Regions from separate parts of the Homo sapiens genome. Here region 2 is linked to region 1. The links are chromatin contacts, found by Hi-C or POLR2A ChIA-PET in ENCODE. All regions are on one chromosome and are shown on one strand. Each heading gives the region's core, a stretch centred on a gene start or an enhancer-like site at or near the end of the contact. The rest is flanking DNA. Distances are from core to core; before and after follow the strand shown. Region 1 has its middle 48 kb from the start of SASH1. Region 2 holds the start of SASH1 (SAM and SH3 domain containing 1).

Region 1 (5,214 bases), core at 1,917-4,416:
TCTACACCTCAAAAAATAGCCTTGAGAAGGCTCTGCCCTAGGAAGAGGGGTGTAAAGGGCATGTTACTTAAACACCGACTTTCATGGGGACTCAGATGCTCCACATGTGGCTAAAGCCAGAGCTGTACCCTGGCAACTCAGTTCCCCTCTCCAGCAAACTAGCATCAGGGCAGAGCAAGGGAAGAGGCATGTGAATTCCATTGATCGTAGGTTCAATGCCAGGCTTTAAAAGGTCTATGTGAATCAGGGCCGGGAACAGTGGCTCATGCCTATAATCCCAGTACTTTGGGAGGCCGAGGTGGGCAGATCACCTGAGGTCAGGAGTTTGAGACCAGCCTGGCCAACATGACAAAATCCTGTCTCTACTAAAAATACAAAAAATTAGCCGGGCATGGTGGCATGTGCCTGTAATCCCAGCTACTCAGGAGGCTGAGGCAGGAGAATCACTTGAACCTGGGAGTTGGAGGTTGCAATGAGTCGAGATCGCACCACCCACTGTACTCCAGCCTGGGCAACAGAGTGATACTCCATCTCAAAAAAAAAAAAGGTCTATGTGAATCAACAGCAGCCCAGAAAGGTGTATAAGATCTACCATGATCTGTAATAATCTCAAAGGGCTCATTTCACCTGGATATAGTGGCCACAGAGCAACCTGCACACCCTAAACGATCCAAACCCTGTAGGTGCTCAGTGCTGCTGGGAATGCCCCTCTAGATGTTCTCAGGACCAGAGCACTCCAGACTAGCACTGAGCAAAGATGTTGCCCTTTTTCTCCTCAGGCTTGGCTCCTTGCATGCAGCCAGGAATCAGCAGCCAGTGAGACATCTCCGATTGGTTTGCAGTTCTGTCAGATACATGCCTGGGGTGAGGAAGTGTCCTTGAACTGTTTGCTTATTCTTCCCTTCTGAATGGAAGTGGAGTGATTGCATCCCACAGGTTTCGGAGATGGCACTGGATTGGCGCCACTTGCTTGGCCCTGGACACTGGGCAGCACTGTGTGTGGAGGCTTTCCACCTGCCTTCTTGACAGCTGTACTTTCCCAGGCAGCGTGGGCAGAGTCGGAGCCAGAGACTCAGCTAGTCTGGAGGGGGAGGGGGAGGGGAATTGGAGAAATCTTGTTTACGCCACTGATGCCAGGATCTAAATTTTCTACAACCCACATGCCAGCACCCTTTAAGCCTGCTCAAGAGGTGCTGTGAGTTGGAATCCTAGGAGAAGCCATTAGCTAGAGCTTTCCCCAAGGGACAACAGTGTTCCAGATTCTGTCTAGGATGCTGTTATAGTCCTTACCTTAGAACAACTATGCCAGCCGTCCCGGGAGGAGGAAAAGCAAAGGTTCTAGTCTCTCACTGGAACTTGGGAAATATTTCTTATTCAAATACACTCTTTGAGCATTAACATTTCTCAAGGGAGCAAGAGAAATCTGAGAAATAGTCATTGGCCTAATTTGGATGGCTGAATTGTTTCATGAAAAAGCCTGTGAATTGCAATTGAGACCTTGGCATGGATCTGGGGAGGCAAAGGGAATCTATTCTCTGAAAAGCACCATATGACTATGTCAGCCACACCTGGGCTGGCCCCGCCACCCAAAGATGCCCAAGTGGCACTGGTCATTTGCACATTTCTAAAGAGGCGTGCTTGGATTTTGCACAAAAAAATTCGGGTCCATGGCCACAAGTGGCTTTGCAGATGTGTTACTGGCCACAAGAGAAGGCAGACAAGAATTCAAATGAGGCTACACAGCCAAGAAACTGTCGCAGGATCAGCGGTTGAAATGGAGACCAGGGGCAGAATCCAGGAACGGTTGAGAACACAGACCTCAGGGTCAGAGTGGTACAAATCCTGGACCCTTTCCTTACGAGCTCTGAGACTCTGGACAAATGACTGAACCTCTCAGTAGGGATGGATGGTATAGATCCTTCCTCACCAGAATGAAGTCCAAATAGGAATGATAGTAATAGGCCCTTTCTCACCAGGAGGTAGGAAGATTAAGCAGCAACTGGTGAAACACTTGCTTAGCACCCTGCCTGGAACATAACTAAGTACGTGATACATAGTTGCTACTGTTCTATTTATTATTTTTCCTACACAGAAAAGCCTGCATGAGGCCTGGAATTGCTAATGCCCCACGTTTTAAACAACACCTGATAAACGGCAGTGTGGAGTTGTGACCCTCAGCCTGTGTGATCAGATCCCAAGGTCTTAATCATAAGGAGGAACGAGAGGGGAGCAAAAATTTCTTAAAATTTTGAGTTGCCCTTATATCTTATTGGATGGAAAAAAGAACTTGGAAAAAGTGCTGAGTTTCTTTCTAAAGGGGTTCCACAGCTCAGTAAGGTATTCTAGTCTCCACCACTCCCTGTGCTCTATATTGACATCTGCCTTTTCCAAAGAATGGGAATTAAAAAACACTGGCACAGCCATTTTGTGAAAATGCATAGAATTGAATCTGGTTCCCACTTTTGAAATAGGCAAAGAAAAATTAATGGATGCCTAGTAAGTCTTTTGTACTAATAAGACCTATTATTATTTTCTTTCTCGTTCTCTCTCTCTCTCACACACACACACATACACACCCGTACACACACCAGTCTAATACAATGTCCTCATTTTATAGATGAGTAAACTGAGGTCCTGATAATGAAGTAAACGAGTACCGGCATTCCTAGCTACCCACTTTTAGGTAGTTTAAATGTAGCTTTGGGGGAAAAATAACCCTAGTCTTGATGCTGCAGTTGGGTGGGCAGGCTCATTACAGAGGCATTTTCAGCACTTAGAGAAAGGAGTTCTCTGTTTGCACACACACGTGCATACTTTATCTCTCTCTCTTCCAGTTTTTGCTTTGTCCCCAAAATTCTGATACTCTCCTTCAGAGAAGGAGCTGAAGTAAACAAATCAACAATCAAGGCATTTTCTGAACAGAATGGATGCATTATTCTTTGGGTGAGCAGAACCCAGATTCTGGTTTCTGTTCTTAACTCAGCTTCTTCTCCCTTGGAGAGGGGGAGTAATGGAGAAAAACAGAAACAAGTGATATTACTAATAACAACCCTGCCAGCTCTCTTTTGATTACTGATCAACCGGGTGACAATCCCACAGGGCAGAGAGTTATCTCGGCAGCCTGTGATACATTCAGTTTAAGCTGATGGCGGCGTATGGCAGCACAGCTCCAGCAGAAAAGCACTGTCCCCTGTCTGAGGACGTGCAGTTGGGCTGAAGAACGGTGCAGAATTGTTCCTGCCATGCCTCTCTCCTTCACACCCCAGCACAAAGAAGGGCTGTGTGTTGACAGCAGCCAGCACTTCACCTGGTGGGTGGGGACAACTGCTGTATTGCCCACACCTTGCCCCTTAGTGAAATTGTTAATTTTCAATATTCTGACAGTCTGTATTCTATCCTTTGCCCTAGTCCAATTTTTCCAAACAATGAAACAAAGTTTCGTATTATTCTAATACCACTTCTTATATGTATTGACTTTCATTACGCCTTTTGTTAGTTACCATCAAAACTTGTTGGAAATCATTGTTACTTTAAAGGAGGGAATACTTGTTAAAAAGCAAATTTCTATGGGATATTTGTGGGTTTTGTTTTTTGTTGTTTTTGTTTTTGTTGTTGTTGTTTTGAGACAGAGTCTCACTCTGTTACCCAGGTTGGAGTGCAGTGGCGCTATCTCGGCTCACTGCAACCTCCGTCTCCCAGGTTCAAGCAATTCTCCTGCCTCAGCATCCCGAGTAGCTGGGATTACAGGAGCATGCCACCATGCCCAGCTAATTTTTGTATTTTTAGTAGAGATGGGGTTTCGCCATGTTGGCCAGGCTGGTCTCAAACTCCTGACCTCAAGTGATCCACCTGCCTCGACCTCCCAAAGTGCTGGGATTACAGGCATGAGCCACTACCCCAGGCCCTTGTGTATTATTATCATTAAGTATGTATTTTATTTTTTATATTTAAAGTAGTAGACTTACTTAGCAGTTACTATGTTCCTGGAGATAACTACAACAATATTTCATGTAACTCTATGGGATTCATTGTATTCATGGCCCCATTTTATAGATGAGAAAACTAAGGCTCAATAGGATAGAGTGATTGACCCAAGGACAGTTGGTTCTAAACGCTGCTCTGTCCGACTCAAAAGGCAGCATGCTGGGACCTACAGTCTCCCTAAACTTGTTTATCTAGAGTGTTACACGTATGTGGGCACATGTCCAAAATCCCTTCGGTGCGGCAGTTTGGAGAAAGGGGTCAAGGACAAGGGCTTCTTCCCCTAGAGCATTTAATGAGAAGGAGCTGGCATGGAGGATACCCAAGTCTGATGTAGTTTACTACTCTGCCCTCACTGTTGCTCCTTGTTTAAAGGATTTGGGGAATTTAGCAAAATATTGAAAGCACACATTTTCATGCTTGTGAAAGCAAAGGCCAAGAGCCAAAGGGCTGCAGCTGTGGATGCTTTTCCTCAGCATGAGGTTAACCTAAGGAAAGAAAGGCCTTCAGGGAAGAGAATCTCTTTACTGTTGCATTCTTAAAATTTCTAGTATTTCCATATGGACAGGACTGCTGCTCTTCCAGAAAACTTCTGGAAGAGCACCCTGAAGAGAGTCTGTCGTGTGAACTATGGTTCATTCAGCACAGAGAGTAGGACTCTGGGCATGGTGCACGCTGTCGCGGGGAGCAGCCGACCTTCCAGAACTACAAAGGAGAGACCCTGTGGAGAGGGTCGCACCAGGGCCGTCACTGGGGAAGTCATTTTCCTCTTTGGTTTGTTTATTTTCCTGCATAAAGAGGATGGTAAAATAGCTTAGACTAAAGACATTGTGTATAAAGACAGTGACAGGTTTATGTATTAAGCAACCTTTATTTGATTGTGACAACACTTTAAGATGAGAACAATGATACTAACTTTGAAACTAGGATTGTAAAAAAAAATATGAGCCATCTAGTTTAATTTAGATTTTATGTAAATAATGAATATTTTTTAACATACATCCATCCTATGCAGTATTTGGGATATATATGTATACTAAAAAATTATTGTCCGGGTGTGGCGGCTTACGCCTGTAGCACTTTGGGAGGCCAAGGCAGGTGGATTGCCTGAGGTCAGGAGTTCAAGACCAGCCTGGGCAACACGATGAAACACTGTCTCCACTGAAATACAAAAGAAATTAGCTGGGTGTGGCAGCGTGCACCTGTAGTCTCAGCTACTCAGGAGGCTGAGGC
Region 2 (5,214 bases), core at 1,914-4,413, 47 kb after region 1:
GCTGGGACTACAGGTGTGTGCCACCATGCCTGGCTAAGTTTTATATTTTTAGTAGAGATGGGGTTTTGTCATGTTGGCCAGGCTGGTCTCGAACTCCTGGCCTCAAGTGATGTGCCTGCCTCAGTCTCCCAAAGTGCTGAGATTACAGGCATGAGCCACCATGCCCGGCCCGTTTAATTACACTGATGCGGGTATGTGTTGTCACTAAACTGTACGTGTCTTTAGATGACCCTGAAACATACTATAACCTGTGAAGAAGCAGGTGGCCATTAGTATGGCCTTGCCTCATCTTGGATGGGGAAACTAGCACCAGGTCAAATGCTTTGCCCCAGGTCATCTGATGAGTCAAGAAGAAAATGATTCTGGATTGGTGCTGGAGAGTCAGGCTTCATCCTAACCCCAGCCCCAACTGCCCGGCTTGCCTGGCTCCTTGCTGAGTTATTTGCTGGAAAGTGTTTATGTAGAGAACAGGCTGCCCCTTGGAAGCAGCACAGTCCTCTGCATCTTCTTAAATTTAAGAAAGTACCAGGCCAGGCACGGTGGCTCATGCCTGTAATCCCAGCACTTTGGGAGGCTGAGGCGGGTGGATCATGAGGTCAGGAGTTCGAGACCAGCCTGACCAATATGGTGAAACCCCGTCTCTACTAAAAATACAAAAATTAGCCAGGCGTGGTGGTGCATGCCTGTAATCCCAGCTACTCAGGAGGCTGATGCAGGAGAATCGCTTGAACCTGGGAGGCAGAGGTTGCAGTGAACCAAGATGGTGCCACTGCACTCCAGCCTGGGCGACAGGGTGACAGAGCAAGACTCTGTCTCAAAAAAAAAAAAAAAAGTATCACGTGGTGAATAAATTCAAATTCTTAAATATACCAATACAGTCAACTGTAAAGGCTATTTATCTTTTCCTATCATTTACTTATATTTATCTATTTATAGAAATGACAATTAAAAAAACCTCATCAGCCTTAACTGAATTTATTTTTATTCAAAGTATCACAGAGCACGAGGGAGCCTTGAAAACCCATCTGGCCTAACTCCGGCATCAGCCTAGGAAAGCACAAGACCTGGCTGTACTGACTCATAGTTCAGTGCTCTTTCTACTTCAACACAATGCCTCAATGCTATTAAGGAGAAATTTAATAATTCTTTTGGTTTCCTTTCACAAACATTATCGTCAGAGACTGTGCGCAGTGGCTCATGCCTATAATCCCAGCACTTGAGGAGACCAAGGAGGGAGGATCCCTTGAGTCCAGGAGTTTGAGACCACCTTGGGCAACAGCAAGAGATCATGTCTCTATAAAAAATTTAAAAAATTAGTCTGGTGCAGCGGTGTGCCTGTAGTCCCTGCTACTCAGGTGGTTGAGGCAGGAGGATTGCTTGAGCCCAGGAGTTCAAGGCCGCAGTGAGCTACGATTGCAGCACTGCACTGCCGGGGTGAGAGAGCAGGACCTTGTCTCTAAAAAAATTTTTCAGCATACTTTTTTTTTCTTTGGAGACAGAGAGTCTTCCTCTGTCACCCAGGCTGGAGTGCAGCAGCAGGACCTCACTGTAACCTTCGCCTCCTGGGTTCAAGCTATTCTCCTGCCTCAGCCTCCTGAGTAGCTGGGATTACAGGCATGTTCCAACACTCTTGCTATGTTTTGTTTTTTTTTTTTGTTTTTTTTTTTTTTGTATTTTTAGTAGAGACAGGGTTTTGCTGTGTTGACCAGGCTGTTCTCAAAATCCTGGCCTCAAGTGATTCGCCCGCCTCAGCCTCCCAAAGTGCTGGGATTACAGGCGCCAGCCCCGCACCCGCCAAAAACACACAAAAATTATCAGGGATTGTGTTTATAAATTTAGTTACTTTTGAAAATGTTTTTACATTTTGAACTTTCCTGTAAGGACTATTCACCCATTGCATTGATTGGTGCTCACAGCACTTAATACTTGAACAAGGGGAATTCAAGGACATGCTCTTATCCCCTTTCAAGTGGACTCAGAAGGAAAACAAAACAAAACAAAACAAAACAAACAAACAAACAAAAAAAACCCCACAATCAACAAGAAACAGGAGAGGCCTCAAAACAAGCAGGGCTCTCTCCCTGGGGCATCTCACTTTTTTTTTTCCTTTTAAACCACAAGGCCCTAACAGAGGAGCAAACTCCATGTGGTTTCTTAACTGTTTCAAAAGTGATCAATCACCAAATCGAATGTGACGTGCATTGTCACCTTCCAAGGAAAACTCTGAGTAGTCTTGAAAGATAGAATCACAAAAGGGAAAAATCACCTCTCCAGGGCTAGTTCCCTTATAAAATAAATCTGTCCTGGGGCTTCCCCTTGGAAAAACACACACAGGGCCCCAAGTGTGTGTAGGCTGACTGGCTACACAATCATTTGAATTTAGTTTCGAAAATAGCCCTTCCCTGTGTCCCTAATGTAAAGGAATAATTAAAACCCAAAGCGCATTTCCCTTAATTAGCCGAAAGCCCTAGCAATGCATGGCATTGTGGGCATTCAGGAGCCAAAATGCCCCCACTCATAAAAAATGATCCAAACAATGGCTCGTGCCCAAGCTTTCACACTTGTTTTGCAGAGAAGTCTTGGCTGGCAGAGGCAGGATTTGTAATTCCTTGGGTCGCTTGACTTCACGAGGGGCGAGGTATGCATTGTAGCGACACGGACTACTTGTGAAGCCTTTGGGCGGGAGTCGCTTAAAGATTAACTTTCTCGGGTTTCCGTTACCAAAAGCGTTTCCGTGAATAGCGTGATTGGAAACTTGTGCGGGCCGGAGACCGCGGCGCGGCTGCTCTTTCAACAGGCGATTTGTTCTCCTGTCCGAGGCTCATTTCCATGCAAAGAGCCTGACATCAGAGCACCTTTTGTTGCTAAACGCTTTCTTTAGCCTCGAGGGAGAGAGTCATGTGGAGCTGGAAGAGCTCATTTTGAAGAGAGGGGTCCCGGGGAGCTCCCTCCAAGATCTAGAGGCTCCGCGGCCACCCCTGCCGGGTCCTGCCAAGACTTGCTAGAAGGAACGAGTCGCGTGCCTTAGTTAGTTGGTTCCCGTCACAGGAAGAAACGCCTTTGCAGTGGGTTTAATTGCTTCTGGGCCGAGCGAATTCCCCGCCGTACAACTCAGTGGTGCGGACTTTGCCTCCTGCTACCCTGTTGCTGCGCCGAGCGGGGTGGGAAAGTTTCTGGAGTTGTCAGTCGCGCAGCCCGTGGCCACCTAGACCCGAGGTGCGGGCGCCTGCGAAGGGCCCCCGCGGGGTGGCCGGGGCCGCCGGGGCATGCAGCGCGGGGGCGCGGCTCGGTGACGCCGCGGGCGGGGACCCGGCATCCGGGCAGGCTGCGCGCGGGTGCGGGGCGAGGGCGCCGCGGGGACTGGGACGCACGGCCCGCGCGCGGGACACGGCCATGGAGGACGCGGGAGCAGCTGGCCCGGGGCCGGAGCCTGAGCCCGAGCCCGAGCCGGAGCCCGAGCCCGCGCCGGAGCCGGAACCGGAGCCCAAGCCGGGTGCTGGCACATCCGAGGCGTTCTCCCGACTCTGGACCGACGTGATGGGTATCCTGGTAAGTTACCTGGGGAGGGGGCGGCGCAGGAAGTACAGTTCGCAGCAGCCCCTCTGAAACCGGGGGCTCCCTTCTCGCCCACCCACTGGGCAACCCACTCCGCAGAGGCGTCCTTCTCTGGCTCTAGTTCTTAGGGGGCTAAATACACACAGTATAGGATTTCAAACCCTAATTAAAAAATAACCAGCCACAGGTCCCGTCAAAAGGTGTTTTTTAAACAATCGGGTATGATATTCAACAGTTTAATCTGGGACACCTGCTGACATGTTGGTGTGGAAAAGGCGAGAAAGAGGCCTTCAAAAAGTAGATGTAAATAAATATTTGGTTGGTGCTGGATTAGGGAAAAGGCTGATGTTACTGATGTTTATCTCTTCACCATTTGTTGTGTGACCACAAGAGGGAAAACAAACATTTCCTTACTCAGAACTGCCAAAATGTTTGCCTACTTTTTTTTGCAGTTTTTCAATTTGTGGAGTTACAGGATATTTGTTTTATATGTTTGGGGCTAAAACAATAGGACTTATTTTGCTAAATCTGTGCTGTCATGTATTTTGAAATGTCCAGTGACTAAAAGCGCCCCTGGATTTGGCATAGTCTCTGGGAAGCAGTTCTTCTGTATGGAGGGTGAAGTTTTAACCTGCTCAGGGTTGAATACCTTGGGGAAGTAATAGATTTGCTTTGGTGGAGCTGTAGTTAGGCAGGTAGACTGGAATCAGATGGGCGAGGTTTATTACAGTCAGACATCTTAATCCATACATAAAAGACAACTTTAGTTTAAAGACTTGGAATGGCCAGATGTGCAGATTATCAGAAAAGTCTCTAGATTTGCTTTGAGATCTTATATTTTTTGAGTGGGAGGAGATGGAGTGAAAGTTCTTCTTTGGGAATGATAAACCGTGTACAGTTTTTAGCACAGTGATTAAACTCTTGGGCTTCAAAGTAAGTTATACTAGGTCAAATGCCAGCTCTCCAATTGACTGTTTACATGATCTTGGCCAAGTCATTCAACCTCTCTGATCCTCAGTTTCATCACCTGAAAATTGAAGAAAAGAAGACTTGCTTCTTGGGGTTTCTGAGATTTAGCTGGGTTGATGTGTGTATCAAGTACTCAGCAGACTGTATAGCATATAGTAGAGGCTCAATAAGTGTAGCTGTCTTTCAGGTTTTATTTGTTTCCTGCAAAGTCTCCTGTCTCTTCCTTCTGGACATCCTAAAAGCCCAGTTACTCCATTTTCAGGTGACCATTGGTATTTATGATTCTTACTATACAGAGAACCAGCGAGCGTTGGTTAAAGATTTCTATCTGCTCTTGTCACTCTCCAGTATTGAAAAATGTATATAAATATGCATGCAATGTATATTTACATACTATATATAGCACATGTATATAATATACCTAAATCTAATATATATTTTAGATTTAAAAGGTTTTGTTTTTGCATTTTCTGAAGTATACAGATGAATATGATCCTTCACTGAAGTTCCAGAAAACCTAATGGACATTTTAAAGTTGTGATAAACTTTTTCTTTTCTTTTTTTTTTTTTTTTTTGAGACGAAGTCTTGCTCCGTCGCCCAGGCTGGGGTGCAGTGGCACGAGCTCAGCTCACTGCAACCTCCGCCTCCTGAGTTCAAGCAATTTTCCTGCCTCAGCCTCCTGAGTAGCT

The links. A loop is a pair of places that touch in the nucleus more often than their neighbours do. ChIA-PET counts read pairs that join two places held with the same protein, here RNA polymerase II (POLR2A). Pooled maps may share reads with other maps.
Region 2: a loop to region 1 is called in a map of dorsolateral prefrontal cortex, with 2.0 times the contacts of the local background. The contact joins the promoter of SASH1 here to the enhancer-like site in region 1. A Hi-C loop is called at or near these places in 7 of 168 maps with a recorded cell type or tissue (Caco-2, HepG2, PC-3 and 4 more) and 5 of 50 pooled maps. POLR2A ChIA-PET finds 5 or more read pairs at or near these places in 6 of 52 experiments (AG04450, H1, OCI-LY7 and 3 more).

The regions. Positions count from the first base shown.
Region 1 is chr6:148,292,522-148,297,735 of GRCh38, forward strand. It overlaps a transcript of SASH1 not described here. Among named protein-coding and RNA genes, the nearest start is that of SASH1, 48 kb to the right of the region's middle. Within about 2 kb of position 3,167, at least 2 of the 41 ENCODE cell types and tissues checked have a DNase peak (open chromatin) inside an H3K27ac peak, as active enhancers do; they include dorsolateral prefrontal cortex, where a contact is called at or near this core.
Region 2 is chr6:148,339,675-148,344,888 of GRCh38, forward strand. It overlaps SASH1 (SAM and SH3 domain containing 1), which reads left to right and starts at 3,164. Exons shown (of 20, transcript NM_015278.5): 1 at 3,164-3,549. The coding sequence starts at 3,394. RefSeq lists an enhancer at 1,811-2,390.